3 separate regions of the Mus musculus genome follow, and all the other regions are linked to region 1. The links are chromatin loops, found by intact Hi-C in ENCODE. Cell type or tissue: heart. All regions are shown on one strand. Each heading gives the region's core, and the rest is flanking DNA. Links, peaks and the distances in the headings are about the cores only.

What was found. Hi-C counts contacts between places; a loop is a spot of excess contacts. Peaks named below come from ENCODE experiments on the same cell type or tissue, not always from the same donor. Only the 100,000 strongest peaks of a DNase experiment are listed, where the experiment ranks them.
Region 2: it touches region 1 in a loop (5-fold over the local background); 9 of 42 quality-filtered maps call a loop at or near these places.
Region 3: it touches region 1 in a loop (13-fold over the local background); 7 of 42 quality-filtered maps call a loop at or near these places.

What each region holds. Positions count from the first base shown.
Region 1 is chr1:95,664,787-95,670,452 of GRCm38, forward strand. It overlaps St8sia4 (ST8 alpha-N-acetyl-neuraminide alpha-2,8-sialyltransferase 4), which reads right to left and starts at 2,808. Exons shown (of 5, transcript NM_009183.2): 1 at 2,363-2,808. The coding sequence starts at 2,475. Gm30431 (predicted gene, 30431) reads left to right here and starts at 2,915. Exons shown (of 4, transcript NR_166710.1): 1 at 2,915-3,370. In heart, for the core only: no CTCF peak of the experiment used is centred there; DNase peaks (open chromatin) are centred at 455, 1,455, 2,865 and 3,835; H3K4me3 peaks cover 3,343 bases; H3K27ac peaks cover 526 bases; H3K27me3 peaks cover 1,857 bases.
Region 2 is chr1:95,760,203-95,765,868 of GRCm38, forward strand. No RefSeq gene overlaps it. Among named protein-coding and RNA genes, the nearest start is that of 4930598F16Rik, 47 kb to the left of the region's middle. In heart, for the core only: no CTCF peak of the experiment used is centred there; no DNase peak of the experiment used is centred there.
Region 3 is chr1:95,451,178-95,456,843 of GRCm38, forward strand. No RefSeq gene overlaps it. Among named protein-coding and RNA genes, the nearest start is that of Fam174a, 140 kb to the left of the region's middle. In heart, for the core only: no CTCF peak of the experiment used is centred there; a DNase peak (open chromatin) is centred at 814.

The DNA.
Region 1 (5,666 bases), core at 233-5,232:
CAGAGCAGTCAGGATTTCTCCAGCACGTGGGTGAGGACTGTCTCCACAACCCTGTCTCTGCCTTGTTCAAAAAAGCTGCAGTTGCGGGCTTTAATTAAAGAGGAGGAGCTTTGAATGTGAATTTTTTTGTTTGTTTGTTTGCTTGACTGTCACAAATGAAGGCAGGCTTACTTCTTTCTGAAATGATGCTCACACACGAAACACACACGAAACACACACGAAACACACACACACACACACACACACACACACACACACACACACACACACACACACACACACCAGTCTTCTCATTATCCTGCTCTGACTACTAGTTCTTGTAGAAGAAAGGGTAGACACCAGCACGGCACCCGGTACACCTCTCTTCCTGTTTTGATAACTCAAGCGCTGGCCTCAAGCCTTCTCATAGGAACTGGGAAGAAAGAACTGGCAGCTCAGCTTGCAAAGGGTGCGGAGGCACAGCTCAGTAGAGCTAACCCAGTCGCTGTGTGACTGTGGGGCTGCAGCTCCTCTGATGCCAGGGCTGTGCAGACCCTCCCTTGATTTCCAAAAAGGCCAGAGAATAAATGTCACTGTGAAACGTGGAGTGTCCTGGATCTGATATTTTCCTTTGGGGCACCCGGGATACAGGCCTCCTTCCTGGAGGCAATTTATCCGAGCAAGGGAATGACTCCTTTGCAGGGTTTGGACATAGTGTTCATCACCACGCCCACTCCTGCTCGCTAGGGTCCCAAACCACTGGAGTCCTGTAGAAGCTTGGCCGCTTTGTCTAAGCGCCGGCTCCTTGGAACCCAATCAGTTCTGAAGGGAACAAAGAGCCTCGATTCGCAAGCCCCAGCCTCCGCCTCTCCCAGGAGTTCCCACGCGCGGGTTCACCACCTTCAAGACCCCTTTGTCTGCCTGGCAAAAACAGGTCTGCTGGGTTTATTCACACCCCTCCCAATTTTTCTTTTCCACCATTGACATGGATTTTCCAACCATCCACTTCTAGGTAAACGACTTCACCTAATTCTTTTTATTTATGTATGTATGTATTTATTTTTCCTCTCATACAAACCTTGAATAGGTTTGTTGAAGCATAAGGACCATTCGGCCCACTCCTTATTAGTGTTCCTTTCTCCTAGAGTCCCCTTTGAGCCTAGTACTATTAGCTTTATGCAGAATAGCAAGTCCTTCCGGGAGGATACACCTGCGTCTTACTCACTTCATTGTGACTGATTACTCAGAGAGGAGCGGGGATATTAAGAAAAGAGCTGCGTAAAGTTTCCTAGTGTGTGTTTGAGAAGCTCTCTGCCCCGCCCCCCACACAAAACCGCGCACACACAAAAATGCCAAAGCATCCTTCTTCGTTTCAAAGATGCCAGAGACAATGTAAAAACAGAAGGAAATCTCAGCCAGTGCAGTTTCCGACTGTGGAAAGCTCCGGACTTGGGAGGATTTCCGAAACAGGACTTTTAACAGAGTTGACAACAGGGCCATATCCTCAGATGTGCGCTTCCAAGCCTTGTCAGAGACAAGAAGTTACAAATCGCTCGCTCTGCTCCCGGATAGACTTCAAAGGCAGAGAAGCCAGGGGAGAGAGGAAGGAAGTGAGATATTTACAGAACTTAATGGGGCGGAGATTTTGATCACATCTTGACAAACTCAAAAAAAAAGAGCAGATATGGTCTGTAAAGGCGCAGTTCCCAGTTCCCTTCTAAAACTGTAACCATGAAACCCGGGAGTTTTATACGTAGAGGAGTGAATAAGGAATTTTCCTTATTGATACTGAAATGTCTAACTTAAAGAAAGAAAGAAAGAAAGAAAGAAAGAAAGAAAGAAAGAAAGAAAATAGATCTTACAGGCGTCCCCTCCCCCAACAAAAACAAACAAAAAAGAGTAAAGACCCACTTCACTTCTGTGACCATAAACTTTGGAGAACGCCGCTTTTTATGGTGTCCTCATAGACTGGCGGGACACAGAAGGAAAGAAAGAAAGAGAAGGCTTGAGGAGTAAAGACATCTCTGAATTCTGCTCAAGCGTTAAACTGACAAGGGCACTCGTTCTTTGTTGACACTTCTGCAGTGACTTCTTTGGTGAGCTGCACCCTGTGCCAATACATCTTTCACCACCACCACCACCACCACCACCACCACCACCACCACCACCACCACCATTGCACAGGGCAAGTTAAACTCATCCTAGAACCAGCATGGGAAACATGCACACACACCTCCAAAGAGCCTTTGTTATTTAATTCATGACACTCTGCACAAGCACGCCCAAACCAATACACACAGCACTCCAAAAACGTCACTCTCCCGGCTCTAAGCACACTTCACTATGGCTTGATTTGGTGTCATATCCTTGAACATGCATTTACCCGATGAGTTGCGTCTCTTGGTGCTCCTCAGTTCTGGCTATTTCTTTTGTCTTATAAAAGATCAGGAGTAGACTTATAGTGCAGATGGTCCACCGTTTTCTAATTGAGCGCATCTTGGGTGCCCGGGAAAGTCCTGGTTGTCCCAGCTCAGGCACCTTCTCCTGGTATAAAGGCTCCGTTTTGGGATGATAATCAAGGGGGAGAAATCTGAAAATTGCGAAGGGAGCGTGGAGCCGAGATCCCAGAATCAGGTCGCTAGGATGTTCAGCGGTGGAGCTCTCCCGGTTCTCCAGCGCTGCCCAGCTCCCTGCCGCGCAGTTAGCGCTTACCGGGCCCGGGTCGCTCTGCGCCGCCTCCCTGGGGCTCAGGTTTCTTTTCAAATGTGACACCTTGTGCATTGGAGGTGGCGGTTTCTTCTGCAGCTGGGCTCGGGGGCGTCACTGGCCCTTTCCTCGCCGTAGCAGGGAAACGATAAGCAAGGCCAGCCAATCACCGTGCTGAGGGGGCGGAGGCTGCTGTTGCCTTGCGTTACTGGCGGCTGCTCGGAGAGTCGTTGTGAGCTCGGTCTGCACTATGCCGGGTGGAGGAAGCTCACAGTCGCACGCGGACGCGTTCTTGCGCACATGCCCCCAAACCACAGACACACACAGAACCACACTATCTCCTAGGACGCCCAAACGTCAAGGCTCCAGATCCGCCAGCTTCGACACCAGCATTCATCTCATCTGAGAAAGATGAGACTCATCCCACCAGAGGAACGCAATGGCTAGGGATAAGGATAGCTCGAGAAAGCAGCCTATCATTCAAAGCGTGTTTGCTAAACATACGTAAACGCACGGGCGAATAAACCCGACCGAAGCACAGTGAAATCCAACAGGGAAGTGGAAGGGGAACGTTCATTATTCAGTGCACAACTCTGTCTGGAAAATACGATTATTCACAGGAGCTGATGAGCTGATCTCGCCCGCAGAGTGGATGGGTAATGAGGATCCCAGCTTGAAGCTTGAGGTAAGCAAGTGAAGTCGGAGGCATCCTTACGAACATTATGGACACTTCTGTGACCCACGCGTTGTCGTTTGGAAACTCCTCACGAAGTGAAGGCAAATCCAATGCCATTTAAACTTCACTGCTGAGACCAGAATTCTGAGAAAAGGCAGCGTCCTCCGGCACACCCACCAACACATTCGTAATCCTAGGGAAGAAGAAAGGAAGGGTAAAAAGCAGGAAAGGCAGGCTCCTCTTGAAAATCCAACTGAAGTGTATTGGGCTCTGATTTTCACCCCTCTTCCCGCCTACCTTTTTTTTTTTTTTTTTTTTTTTTTTTTTTTTTTTTTTTTTACTTCTATTGTATTGTGCAGCTGGCGCGCTTTCTGAGTATTCTAGCTGAGCACCTCTCCATTCCTAGTTTCTGGCACATTCAAGAGAGCTGACTGCTCAGGCTTATCACACCTAACATCTACATGCTTCCTCAGCAGGAGACAGAGCCTGGAAACCAGACTCCTTCCTATCTGTGTGCCTTGGCCCCAGGATTCCAGAGGCTCTGAAGTCTGACTTCCTGCTCCTTCACTGAGCAGTACCTTTGCTAGTCCATTAGCCCATTAAGTTTGCACTTTCCACATCAGCAAATGAGAAGGCTCACCACCAGGATTTGGGTATCCTTGGACTTAGGAAGAATTCAGAGTGACTCAAGGAGCAGCATTAAGTAGAAAGACATGACCCTTGCTTAAAACCCGAGGTTCTAGAACCTTTGCCTAGCTGCTGAGGTCTTTAAAAGTAAACCAACAGAGCTTAGTATAAGACCCTGTTTATGTGTGTCAGTTTCTATTCAAGGTTTAGGAAGTTAAGTCTCCTAAGTTTTGAGAACCTAATCTCTGCAGGACAGGCAACCAAAGAGCCAAGTCTAAAATGCATCAAGGAGCAAGCAATTATGAGTCTTTATTGACATTACAAGTGGCCTGCTGGGAGCCTTTCCAGTGGATTGATGTCCACGCAAATCCTGCTTACCTTAATGCATTTTAGTTACACAGACTTCTCAAGTAGCAGCAGGGAGAAAAATAAAACAGTTTCTCATGGGTTAAAGGGAAGTGGTATTGGCTGGGGTGTATAAAAATGCTGTTTGTTGCAAGAAAAAATATCATGTTCACATGCAGAAAATATCATTTTCATTTTTTCCTCTATTAGTTCATTTTCTCTCAGGTAAATGCCCAACTTTAAAAACCTTTTGTTTTTATATATTGACCTTTGCTTATGTTTCCATACATAGAACCAAATATAATACATGTCTAATCACAAAAGACTTTGACTTTAGCTAGAATGCAGAGTCATAAATGAGTGAAATTTCTCCCAGATCAGGAAATCTATCATCATTATTCTCAATTCTTCAATATCGGCTGGCTTGGGTAATTGGCAATACTATTCTTTTGCATACAGTGTAATGGTTTGTAAGCAAGCATGAACCTTTTACAATTAACTACCACTTACAGACTATCAGTTAAATAATCTTCAATTTGTAAAACTCAACTTGAAGATTGTCTTGTGAGATATATCTTTTTCAATTGTGCTGTTCAGAAACACCTCCGTTTGTAAGAACCATTTTAATTTCTTAAGGCTCACATTTTAATTGTGTGTAGACTCTTGTCTCAGCCTAAGCGTTTTATTGTTCTATTACTATTTCTTATCACAGAGTCTTTTGAGATGTTAAAATTACACACACACACACACACACACACACACCACTGCATCCATGTAGCATGTTTTCTTCTCTCTCTCAAAATTATGCTATGGAATTCATAAACCAGGCTCAGGCCACTGAGACTTTGCTGGTAAATTTACTCACCATCAGTCCTAACAAAGGAGTTGAATCCTTAGGATTCACATGGTAGAAACATAGCATGGATGTCTGCAAGTGGTCCTCTGATCCACACAATAAAATACATGTACACACACACACACACACACACACACAAACACACACACACACATTCACACACAAACACACACACACACCAAAATCAAAACAAAAAACCACATAGGCCCTCCTATTCTTTGAGTGACAGTTCTATGGAGTCAATTAGCAGTTGTCTGGTCTCACTTTTTATAACTTTGTTTTCATAATTTTTATTTTCTGCTTTAATCTACTGAGGACGGCTCAGTTTGTATTTAAATATACAAAGTAAGAAATTCTATTAAAGGTTTCAGACTGTATGCTTTGACTGTTACTAAACTAAGATTGTACAAATCTCAATTTTTGGAAAACGAGTATTAGACAAATGAATAAATATAGTACTTACAAAGGAAAGTACGA
Region 2 (5,666 bases), core at 420-5,419, 96 kb after region 1:
TACTTGGCCTTTTTCCCTTACTGCTGTTAATACTCTTTCTTTGTTTAGTGTGTTTGGTGTTTTGACTATCATGTGACAGGAAGAATTTCTTTTCAGGTCCAGTCTATTTGGAGTTCTGTAGGTTTCTTGTATGTTGATGGTCATCTCTTTCTTTAGGTAGGGAAGTCTTCTATAATCTTGTTGAAGATATTTACTGGCCCTTTAAGTTGGGAATCTCTGCTCTCTTTTATACCTATTATCCTTAGATTTGGTCTTCTCATTGTATCCTAGATTTCCTAGATGTTTTGGGTTAGGATTTTTTTGTATTTTGCATTTTCTTTGGCTGTTGTGTCAATGTGTTCTATGGCATCTTCTGCCTCTCAAATTTTCTCTTTTAGCTCTTGTATTCTGTTGGTGATGCTTGCATCTATGGTTCCTGATCTCCTTCCTAGATTTTCCAACCTCAGGGTTGTCTCCCTTTATGTTTTCTTTACTGTTTCTATTTCCATTTTTAGATCTTGGATGGTTTTGTTCACTTCCTTCTCCTGTTTGATTGTGTTTTCCTATAATGCTTTAAGGAAGTTTTATGTTTCCTCTTTAAAGGTTTCTACCTGTTTACCTGTGTTCTCCTGTATTTCTTTAAGGGGGTTAGTCATGTCCTTCTTAAAGTCCTCTATTATCATCATGAGAAGGGATTTTAGGTCTGAGTCTTGTTTTTCTGGTGTGGTGTGTTGGGGTATCCCGGACTTGCTATGGAAAAATAATTGGGTTCTGATGATGCCAAGTAACCTTGGTTTCTGTTGCTTATGTTCTTATGCTTGCCTCCCACTACCTGATTATCTCTAGTACTACCTGCCCTCGATATATCTGACTGGAGCCTGTCCTTCCTATAATCCTGGTTGTGTCAGAACTCCTCAGAGTCTAGCTGTCTCTGTGAGCCTGTGATTCCTAAGATTCTGGGTGTTTCAGACTTCCTGAGAGTTAAGCTGCCTCTGAAATGTTCAGATTCTTGTGTGACCAAGCTCCTGGGATCCAGGATGTGTTAGAGCTCCTGGGATTTGAGTCTCCTCTGGTGCTGTGAGACTGGTTGCAGAGATAGCATCCAAGGTAAATCAGGGCAGATCAGAAGGAACCAGAGCCACTGGTTGGGCATGATTCCTGTGCTCCTGGATCCTGCTGTTCCCAGTTATTCCTGGTGGTTTTAGAACAGATGTTGTGTCCTGCTCACCCCTGATCCTAAGATCCTGGGCATGCTAGAGTGCCTGGGAGTGGAGCCTCCTCTGGGTGCTGTAGGACTGGCTGTGGAGTTAGTACCATTTATCTCCCTTATTATTGGATTCAGAAGTTTCTCAGAATTATTTATTTTTCTGACTTTTACACTCAGGTACTTAGTATATAACACTAATAGAACCTACTCTCAGCTCTTATTTTAATTGAATGTATTAGATGAAAATCTGTGGTCAGACTTTATTGAGTCTGTATCAATATTTAAGAGCTAGAGATAAAATAAGCATCAACACACCACAGATAATTGTGAAATAGACAAATAATGATGCAGTGAGCTAAAAGGTACCAACTTTATATGTTGTCATTGGTTCATAGATTAGATAGGTATGTTTTATTGTTTTCAGCAAAAAAATCAAACAAGGCAAATAAAGTCATTTGACATTCATTTGAGGATTTTTTCAATAACTCAGTTGTAATTTTTGATGACTCACAGAATAATAATGCCATAATACATTGATTTATTTTGTTGTCAAAACAGATGAAAACATATTTCTTTTTAATCTGTGCCTGTTTCATACAACAGAAATATTAGTGATATGTGTGTATATATATGTATATCATAGATACTGAAATTGTTATTCATCAAGTTTAATATTTATATAAATGACATGCACAACTCAACATTTGACATAATGGTTAATCTTAAATTTAAGATTTATGCTTTACTTATATTCATATTCTAAAATTCATCATGTTTTTCAAGATAAATTTGTGTGTGGAGTAGTAGGATATTAAATTACTAAGATATTCTTTCTTATCACCAGGCTTCCTGAAAAAAAATATGTCTTATTTAAATGGATTTTTAATATGGCAACGTTTCAGCTATAGGAATGCAGCACATTTATAGGTTTGTGGATTACAATCTCTATTTTTCATTTATGTAGGTTATTTGTCTTCCTTTGGTGTTTTAAGGAACTATGACAGAAAGGTTTGTGTGGCACAGAAAGAAATCAGAGCTCCACCTAGAGGCAGAGTGGCATACTGCATTCTGGACCAGGAGTAGAGCCTTTTTTCCCCTGGGAGTTACAGATACTATTCCTTCACAGTGTGTAAACAGGATATGAAGCCAATGTACTTTAATGTAGCAAAAACAATGACGTTATACTGGGGAAAATGACTTAGACTAAAAATTTCCATTAACTATAATATATTTACAAAAGTTTAAGCACTTGAATTCTGCCTATGTTAAGGAGAATTTTAAAATTAAAATTCCACAAGCAAATGTGAGTTGTTTGTACTGAAACAGTGCTGTTGAAAGCCATGGTAAAGTTCCAGTGTTAAAATCACTAGAACAATAGCCAAATTATAGATGATAGTATGGAGAATTTTAATGCATGGTATAATGTAAATGAAGAGAATTTTAACAATGTTCTTGAATTACATTGAGCTGAAATATAAGAGAAAATGAAAGATGAACAGTGCTCACAATCAGGGTCATATTTGTAATTTATTATTTAAGAAGGATCATGTATTCAGGTATCTGCTCCTGTGATTCCTGGAGAAGAGTTTAAAGATGAGTGACAGCTGGATCATCAGAAAGCGGCTCTGGAATGTCAGGAAAAGATAAATGTTTTGACTTCAGTACTTGTGTTTTAAGATAGGCAAGAATGTCCTCTGCATTACAGAACACTAGAGAATGTGGTAAAGTGATACCAGAGCAAGTGACGGGAGACATGGCTGGTCTTAAGTGGCATATAAAATAACATAAAGAAAAATTAGAAGTGTAATTTTTAAGAATGATAATTTCAAAGAATGCATTGTCTGTTTAAAGATGAATTCTGGGATCCCACTGAGGTTGGAGTTTGCATGGTGCTTATGCTGAGAAGCAAGGCAAGAGAAGCTGGCCACAGGGTTTCACCCTGATGGTTTCCTGGAGGACGATATCAAGTAAGGGGATAAATGTTTAGAAGATAGTGTGTATATAGCCATACTTTAACCATTGGTTTGACACTGGGGTGACAAGAAAGACCATGAAATATTCTTTGTTTCCTTCTCTTTTTTTATTCTTCAGAATATCAATGCATGTTTCTCCTGAAACAAACTACTTAATTCTTGACCTTAGATTTTACCCCCAGAGTCCTAATCTTCATTAGCATCACATTCCTGTACACCTGGAATGAGTTTCTTGACTTCTGTCTTTCACTTTATGACACTTTGGATCCCCACTGGACTTTTCTTGACATCACACAGCAAGCCATCCACTATTGCTGGTTTTAATTAGCACCAGTCCTCACTAGACGAGTTGGTCTGAGGTTGTATATGCACTAACATATCAAGAATACTCTACCCTGAAGGGCAACCCTTCCTATGTGTGCGCTCCTGTGTTTGGAGCTGGTATGACCACTGAGAATTGTTTTCTGTTTGTGAAGTTCATCATGATTCAGGATTAGAGGTTTATTTTCAAATTGTTTTCATGTTTTCCCTTCATATGGTATAAAGCATGAATTAAACTTATAGAAGATTTTTTATGGAACATATTTTTAAAAAAAATATTTCACTAGTCTTGATCTTAGAGGTGATTTTTAGGCTTAAAACATCAATGACTTTTTAAAAAATATTTTTATTAGGTATTTTCCTCATTTACATTTCCAATGCTATCCCAAAAGTCCCCCATATTCCCCCCCCCCACCCACCCATTCCCACTTTTTGGCGCTGGCATTCCCCTGTACTGGGGCATATAAAGTTTGCATAACCAATGGGCCTCTCTTTCCAGTGATGGCCGACGATACATATGCAGCTAGAGTCAAGAGCTCCGGGGTACTGGTTAGTTCATAATGTTGTTCCTCCTATAGGGTTGCAGTTCCCTTTAGCTCCTTGGGTACTTTCTCTACCTCCTCCATTGGGGGCCCTGTGGTCCATTCAATAGCTGATTGTGAGCATCCACTTCTGTGTTTGCTAGGTCCCGACATAGTCTCACAAGAGACAGCTATATCAGGTCCTTTCAGCAAAATCTTGCTAGTGTATGCAATGGTGTCAGGGTTTGGAGGCTAATTATGGGATGGATTCCTGGATATGGCAGTCTCTAGATGGTCCATCCTTTTGTTTCAACTCCAAACTTTGTCTTTGTAACTCCTTCCATGGGTGTTTTGTTCCCAATTCTAAGAAGGGGCAAAGTGTCCACACTTTGGTCTTCGTTCTTCTTGAGTTTCATGTGTTTTGCAAATTGTATCTTATATCTTGAGTATCCTAAGTTTCTGGGCTAATATCCACTTATCAGTGAGAACATATTATTTGAGTTCTTTTGTGATTGTGTTACTTCACTCAGGATGATGCCCTCCAGGTCCAATCATTTGCCTAGGAATTTCATAAATTCGTTCTTTTTAATAGCTGAGTAGTACTCCATTGTGTAAATGTACCACATTTTCTGTATCTATTCCTCTGTTGAGGGGCATCTGGGTTCTTTCCAGCTTCTGGCTATTATAAATAAGGCTGCTATGAACATAGTGGGGCTTGTGTCCATCTTCCCAGGTGGAACATCTTCTGGATATATGCCCAGGAGAGGTATTGCGAGATCCTCCGGTAGTACTATGTCCAATTTTCTGAGGAACCGCCAGACTGATTTCCAGAGTGGTTGTACAAGTTTGAAATCTCACCAACAATGGAGGAGTGTTCCTCTTTCTCCACATCCTCGCCAGCATCTGCTGTCACCTGAATTTTTGATCTTAGCCATTCTGACTAGTGTGAGGTAGAATCTTAGGGTTGTTTTGATTTGCATTTCCCTGATGAACATCAATGACTTTTAAAATGTTCAAAATATCCTAATGTGAATAATTAGTAATTTAATTCTATTACTAAATATACTTATTCTTAAAGAAGTACAATTATTAATAATCTTATAACTCTCTCTAAATTACAGTGTTTCAAGAAAATTCTTCAAAATATTTCAAAAGTTTAATGTTTCATCTATACTTTAAAATATTTTGCTATCATTATTAAAATTCTCTCATGTACTATTCAAACTGTAGAGGACAAAGAGGTAATATTAAAATTCAGTAAAATTTATTATAATTGTGTAGAAAAAATGAAAAACAGTTTGGCTGAAGACATGTTTAATAGATGATAATATAGTAATAATGGTCTAAATAAATTTGTAAATAAATTAAAATGTAATAGGCATTGCTTTGAATGTCTGGAGAACTTTCTCCTCCAGATACTGATTGTGGCAGGCGTTATGCATGTGCAGGGCCTGCAGAGTTCTGAAAATGGTGTCAGATGTCCTGGTTTTAGAGTTAAGGACTGTAGAGTTCTGGGAATCAAATTCAAGTTCTCTAGAAGAGCAGCCAGTGCTCTTAACTTTTGGGCTGTCTCTCTCTTTCTGTTTTCTGCTTTAGAAAGGAGTTTAAGCTCAAAGGGACAGTGATTGTGGTTATGAAAATATAGAAACTGAATTAATATAGATT
Region 3 (5,666 bases), core at 420-5,419, 210 kb before region 1:
GCCATTTACTAGTACACATCCTGCCCACAACTGAGAAAGCAACATCAGAGTGTTACTGCATGCAAAACTGTGCGAGGAAATGCTCCTGTGCCTTCTCACGCGTAGTGCTGACCACTGTCCCTCAGGTGGTTTTCTTGTCACTCCAGTGTTAAGGTGAACTTTATAGACAAAGGGAAGGTGATTAATTTACAAATTATATCGTATTATTAGGAGTTAAAAATCAAATTCTAATATTCCTACACAAGCTTTCCTGAAATGTTTTCTATGGAAAATGCTGAGACGATTTATGAACGCAAACTTACCTGCCCCACCTGAAATATGATGGCAAACCATAGGAACCATTGTGTACATAGATGAAATATTTGTCCTCTTGCTATAACATATTATTTCTAGATGCAAATTTCACTGAAGTAACATTATAACAATTCAGTCTTTGGGTACCTAATTCATGGTCATAGTTCACTGTTACATGATCATAACCATTTTTTCTAACTTAACCTAAGTTAATTCTATTGGAATACTAACTTACAAGCTGCAGTAAGTTTTAAATTTTCCTGTTTTCTTGTTCAATTTGCCAGCATTGTGAGCAGATCTGTATATTATGCACTCAGTACATACTCTAAATGTATTTGCATAAGGAGTAAGTAAATTAACAAATTAATGTTTGAAGTAAATGATAAAGCTAAAACTATTATATGTTTTTAGAAATCAGCAACAAAGCAAGAAATGCTACTTTGTTCTTAATTGTTCTATATAAATACTTATAATAATAGGTCGCCGGGCAGTGGTAGCTGTAATTCCAGCACTCCAGAGGCAGAGGCAGAGGCAGGCGGACTTCTGAGTTCGAGGCCAGCCTGGTCTATAGAGAAACCCTGTCTCGAAAAACGAAAATAAATAAATAAATAAATAAATAAATAAATAAATAAATAAATACATACATACATACATACATACATACATAAATACATAAATACATAAATAAATAAATACATAAATACATAAATATGAGGTCGACCAGTTGTCAATCCTTTAGGTTTTTGTTTTTAATTCATGTGATTAATAGATAGATAGATAGATAGATAGATAGATCTGTTCTTTTTCCTTTTCATCTTTCCTATAACACTTCAAAAGTTCTATCAATTGTGATAAACGATTTGTTTTATCATCTGTTTCTTGGAGTCACCAAAGTTCATACAATGTTATTTATTATTACCTAAGCCAGCTTGATAATATGTGTCTTACTAATGTGTTGACATTGCATTTGCTAAGACCTGAAAAAAATAATAATCCTAGCTAGCATTCAAACATAGAAGAGGGAAATCTCACAAGACCACACCATTAAATGAAGAGCTACAAGAAATTAATGGCTGCTGATGGAGGGAGACTACATCCTCTCTGGAGACAAACTTCTCTGCAATAGATTACCTAATCCCAAGTGGTCATTTCTAAAGACACACAAACACACACACACACACACACGCACACACACACTATATCTACATCTATCCTACATCTATCTATATCTGTATCTGTATCTATAAGCAACACTAAAGATACTCAATGTGTTATATTTATAAATTCATATAAATAGAAATGTATGTGCAAATTGACACACATGTAGTGTGTGTGTGTGTATTTCAAATATAATAGTTAAAGAATAAGAGACCAGGAATTTAAGACACAGAAGCAAGGCAGATAAAGGAGGAGATGTTGGGGAGAGAGAGGGATAGAAATGGTTTAAATACCATATTCACATATGAAAGTCTAAAAAAATACATAAATAAAAGCAAAAGGAACCTTTACTTATTATAGTTGCAGTTGCTTTAGACAAATTATCCTAATTCAATATCTGTCTTATTATTTCTTTAATTTAAAATATATGGGTCTGTTCTGATGATTAATATTGTACTGCCATGAATATTTGGTATTAAGAATATATTTTAAGGAAGTTGAGACACAAAATGTTCAGTCTTCAGGAAGTAAACTATTAAAATGGAAGCCAAGGCATGTACAAGGTGAGATGACCCAGGAAAATCTGAAGTCCAAGGCCACCCTATATAATAACAGTCCTAAGGACTTAGTTTTGGAAAAATGCCTTGTCTGTTTCCTTAGGTCCTTGGAGAATTCATTGTTTTACTTCTGCATATGAGAATACATGTGAGAATAATACTTCCAAAAAGCAAAATAAAATAATATTTTTGCATTTTGCTTGATTCACTCATGTTTGTCTTTGAAATTTAATAACTCAAGTCTCCTTGTTACAAGTACTTTACATGTTCAGAAACATCTATAATTTTATGCTTACTGTTTATTTAATACTTTCTAGTTCTCTTTGTCTACTCCCCATACACTCCACCCTCCCCATCTCAATCTCTCTACAATGCTCTGCTGGGCTGACACTTGCAGTGACCTCCTGCTTAAGGTTTCCAAGTGTCCTGATTGCAGATTCCAGCTGCGAAGACAGGTTTTGCTTTTTAAAGTCTAGAGCTGTAAAAAGCAGATGTCGCAAATCTTGTTTTTCTGTTTTATTACAATATGAATCACTTTGATAACATATACATTTATTAGTATATAACCTTAAGGATATATCTTATGCATGCTTACGTGTAGTAGCAATAACATTTGCAAAAAATGAATGCATAGATTTCTTTTGCCTTGCTTTGACATACTTAGTTCTTAACAATCTCTTAATTTGGCCTGGTGGTGAGACATAATTTTGAGAATGACATACAACTTGGAGGATGAATTCTCATCCCATGACAATGTCATTACCCCTGTGGCAGTTCCAGGTTCTCTGTGGTTATCCACTCCTGCCATTATGTCAATTACAGATCTAGATAACTTGTCAGAACAGAAGTTTTATTTGTCAAGGTAATTTTTAAAGATTATTTTTCTATTCCTAAACAAATTGATGGTGGGTATTGATAACCATCCTGGAAGATCAGAACAATTATTTAGCTTGTAAATATCTTTAGATTTGCTATTTGCTAACTCATATATTGTGAACAAAAATTAAGTTTAAAAGCCATAGTTTATCCAAATCAATAGCATTTCTGCGATTATAAATTTGTGATTTATATGTTCATTTTGTTTGGCCAAACACCATTGTATTGGGAACCCTGCTGTCAAGATCTTCTTTCACTTGAAACTATTAAAAGAATTCAGGAAACCAAATCCAAAGGGCTATTGTTTTCTATATTTAAACCTCTGTTCTTGTTTCAAGCTTCTGTATACAAGTTAAAGAGGATTTTTCTGGAATGCATTCAAAGAGCCGGAGCCAGAAACAAGAAATCCCAAATGGAATTCTTAGTAAGTTTCCAGATAGCTTACAGTTTGAGTAGAACAAGTTTGGAATGGGTGTTTTAAACATTTCAATTCAGTTCACTTAGTTTCAACAAACACAGGAAGGTACTGCTTTAGGACATAAGAGCAAAAACAAAAGATGAACGTTTGTTGTCAAAGGAATTGGGAATCACTTGATTTAGGTGAGTGCACAGAAAAAAAAAATTGTGTATAGCAAATCCTAAGTATTTTGTCACTAGACATTATAGGGTGTGATTTATAGTGATATTAACTTGCTTCTATAGTAGGTGACCATTCCCATAATTATCAAATTATCACTATATAATACAATTTTATAATATATAGTATTGTATAACTTTATATAAATGTTATATAATTAGAAACATAATAACCCTGAGTAGAGTAAAGGAAAATCATAGGTAAAGAGATCAAGTAGGGAGACTGTGTGAGAAGAACTATGTTAGATTTAATTCAGACTCTGGTGTGTGCAGAACTTTCACCTGTCCCAGGAGACCATGAGACATTGTATCAATAGTCAGTAAATGTGTATCAGTTAATTGGTTAGTGAATTATAAATGAATAAAACAACATAAACCTAGGAATTCATACATGACACATTAGAGAAAGAGGAGGGGCAACCCTGTGACCTGATTGTCTCAATAAAACTTTGGCATAGCCATTAGGAGTACATTATTTCTGTTTCTTTGTTCAGTAGCAGAAACTTATTTATTTTGCATTTACACTGACATTAGAACTCTGTTTTGCAGATTCATTGGGAGTGGTATTGATTCACTCTTTTCACTAACCAAGATATTTGACATGAGCATTTTGTTTTCCCTGATGCATTTGCTACTATCTTTAGATTTTTTTCTTTAGAAGTGAAGCCCAACAGCATCCCTGGTCTCCTGGTCTCTCATCCTGAGCCCAAGATCTGAAGACAGATTGGTGTGTGTGCATGGAGTTTGTGTATGTGCACATGCGTACTTGCGCATGTGCCTCTATTTGTGTCACATGTGCGTGCATGCGTGCGTGCATGCGTGTGTGTGTGTGTGTGTGTGTGTGTGTGTGTGCGTGCGTGCGTGTGTGTGCGTGTATGTGCAAGTGTGTGTGTGTGAGAGAGAGAGAGAGAGAAGGAGGAGCACATCTGTTGCTTTAACTTACCATGTCCCTTCCAGCATTTGTTGTCTATTGTTCTATTGTTCCATTGATCGTGGCCGTTCTAAGGGAGGTTTAAGTCTCAAAATTGTTTTGTTTTCCATTTCCCTAATTGCTAGTGATGAACATTTTTGATATACTTTTAGTTGTTCTCTACTAATGAGACTTTTTTTTTTTCTGACTCTTCGTTTTTGAGTTCTTTGCATAATTCTGGATATTGAGTTTTTGTCAGTTGTATAGCAGACAAACATTCTCTCCCATTTTCCGGCCTTCCTTTTCATCCATTTGACTGTTTCTTTTGCTTCACAGAAGCTTTTTAGTTTTGTGATGTCCTCTTGTTTATTGTTGGCGGTAATTTGGGGACATATCAAGTTCTATTCAGTAAGTCCTGTCCTACAGGTGTGATTGGTCCTGACTCTGTTTTCCTGCAGCAGATTCAGCATTTCAGGTTTCACATTAGATCTTTGATGAGTTTTGATTCAGTGTTCTACTGTGAAAGTTCAGTATTGTGATGAATTGCATTGGCTTTCCAGATTTCTTTGAGTAGTCTATTTGTTTGGAATTATTCTGATTCATGAGCAAGGTATATCTTTGTTTTCCTTTGTGTCTTGGGCAATTTATTTCAATAGTGTTCTGTCATTTTCATTGCCAAGGTACTTTGATGCCTTGCTTAAATTTTGTTATTAAATGTTTATTCCTTTTGTAACTTGTATAAATCAAACCACTTTCTCAATTTCTTTCACAGAAAAGTCCATTTTCATCTCTAGAATTGCTACTAATTCAGGTTGAATTTGTATCTTGTAACTTCACTTATAGTTGTTTATAAGACAAATAGGTTTTGTTTGAATATATTGGGTTTTTATATGTTGAAAATTATGTTATCTCCAAACACGAATAACTAAACATGTTATTTTCTAATCTGGATGTACTTGTAATATGTTTCCTATTTATTCTTTATTTATGCTTTGATTTTTATAATTTCTTTTGAAATATGGACTTGAGATTTTTTCTTTTTGCCTCTTTGAGGCATGCTCATAGGTTGCTTGAGATTATTTTCCTTTTGATGCATGTAGCTTTGCTCCTACTTCTTTACAACTTTTGATATACTATATTATTTCATTTGTGATTAGAAACTTTATACTTTATTTAAAATCTATTTAATTGCTCAATGTTTTTATGTAGTTCCATATTTTAGTTTTATTTTATTT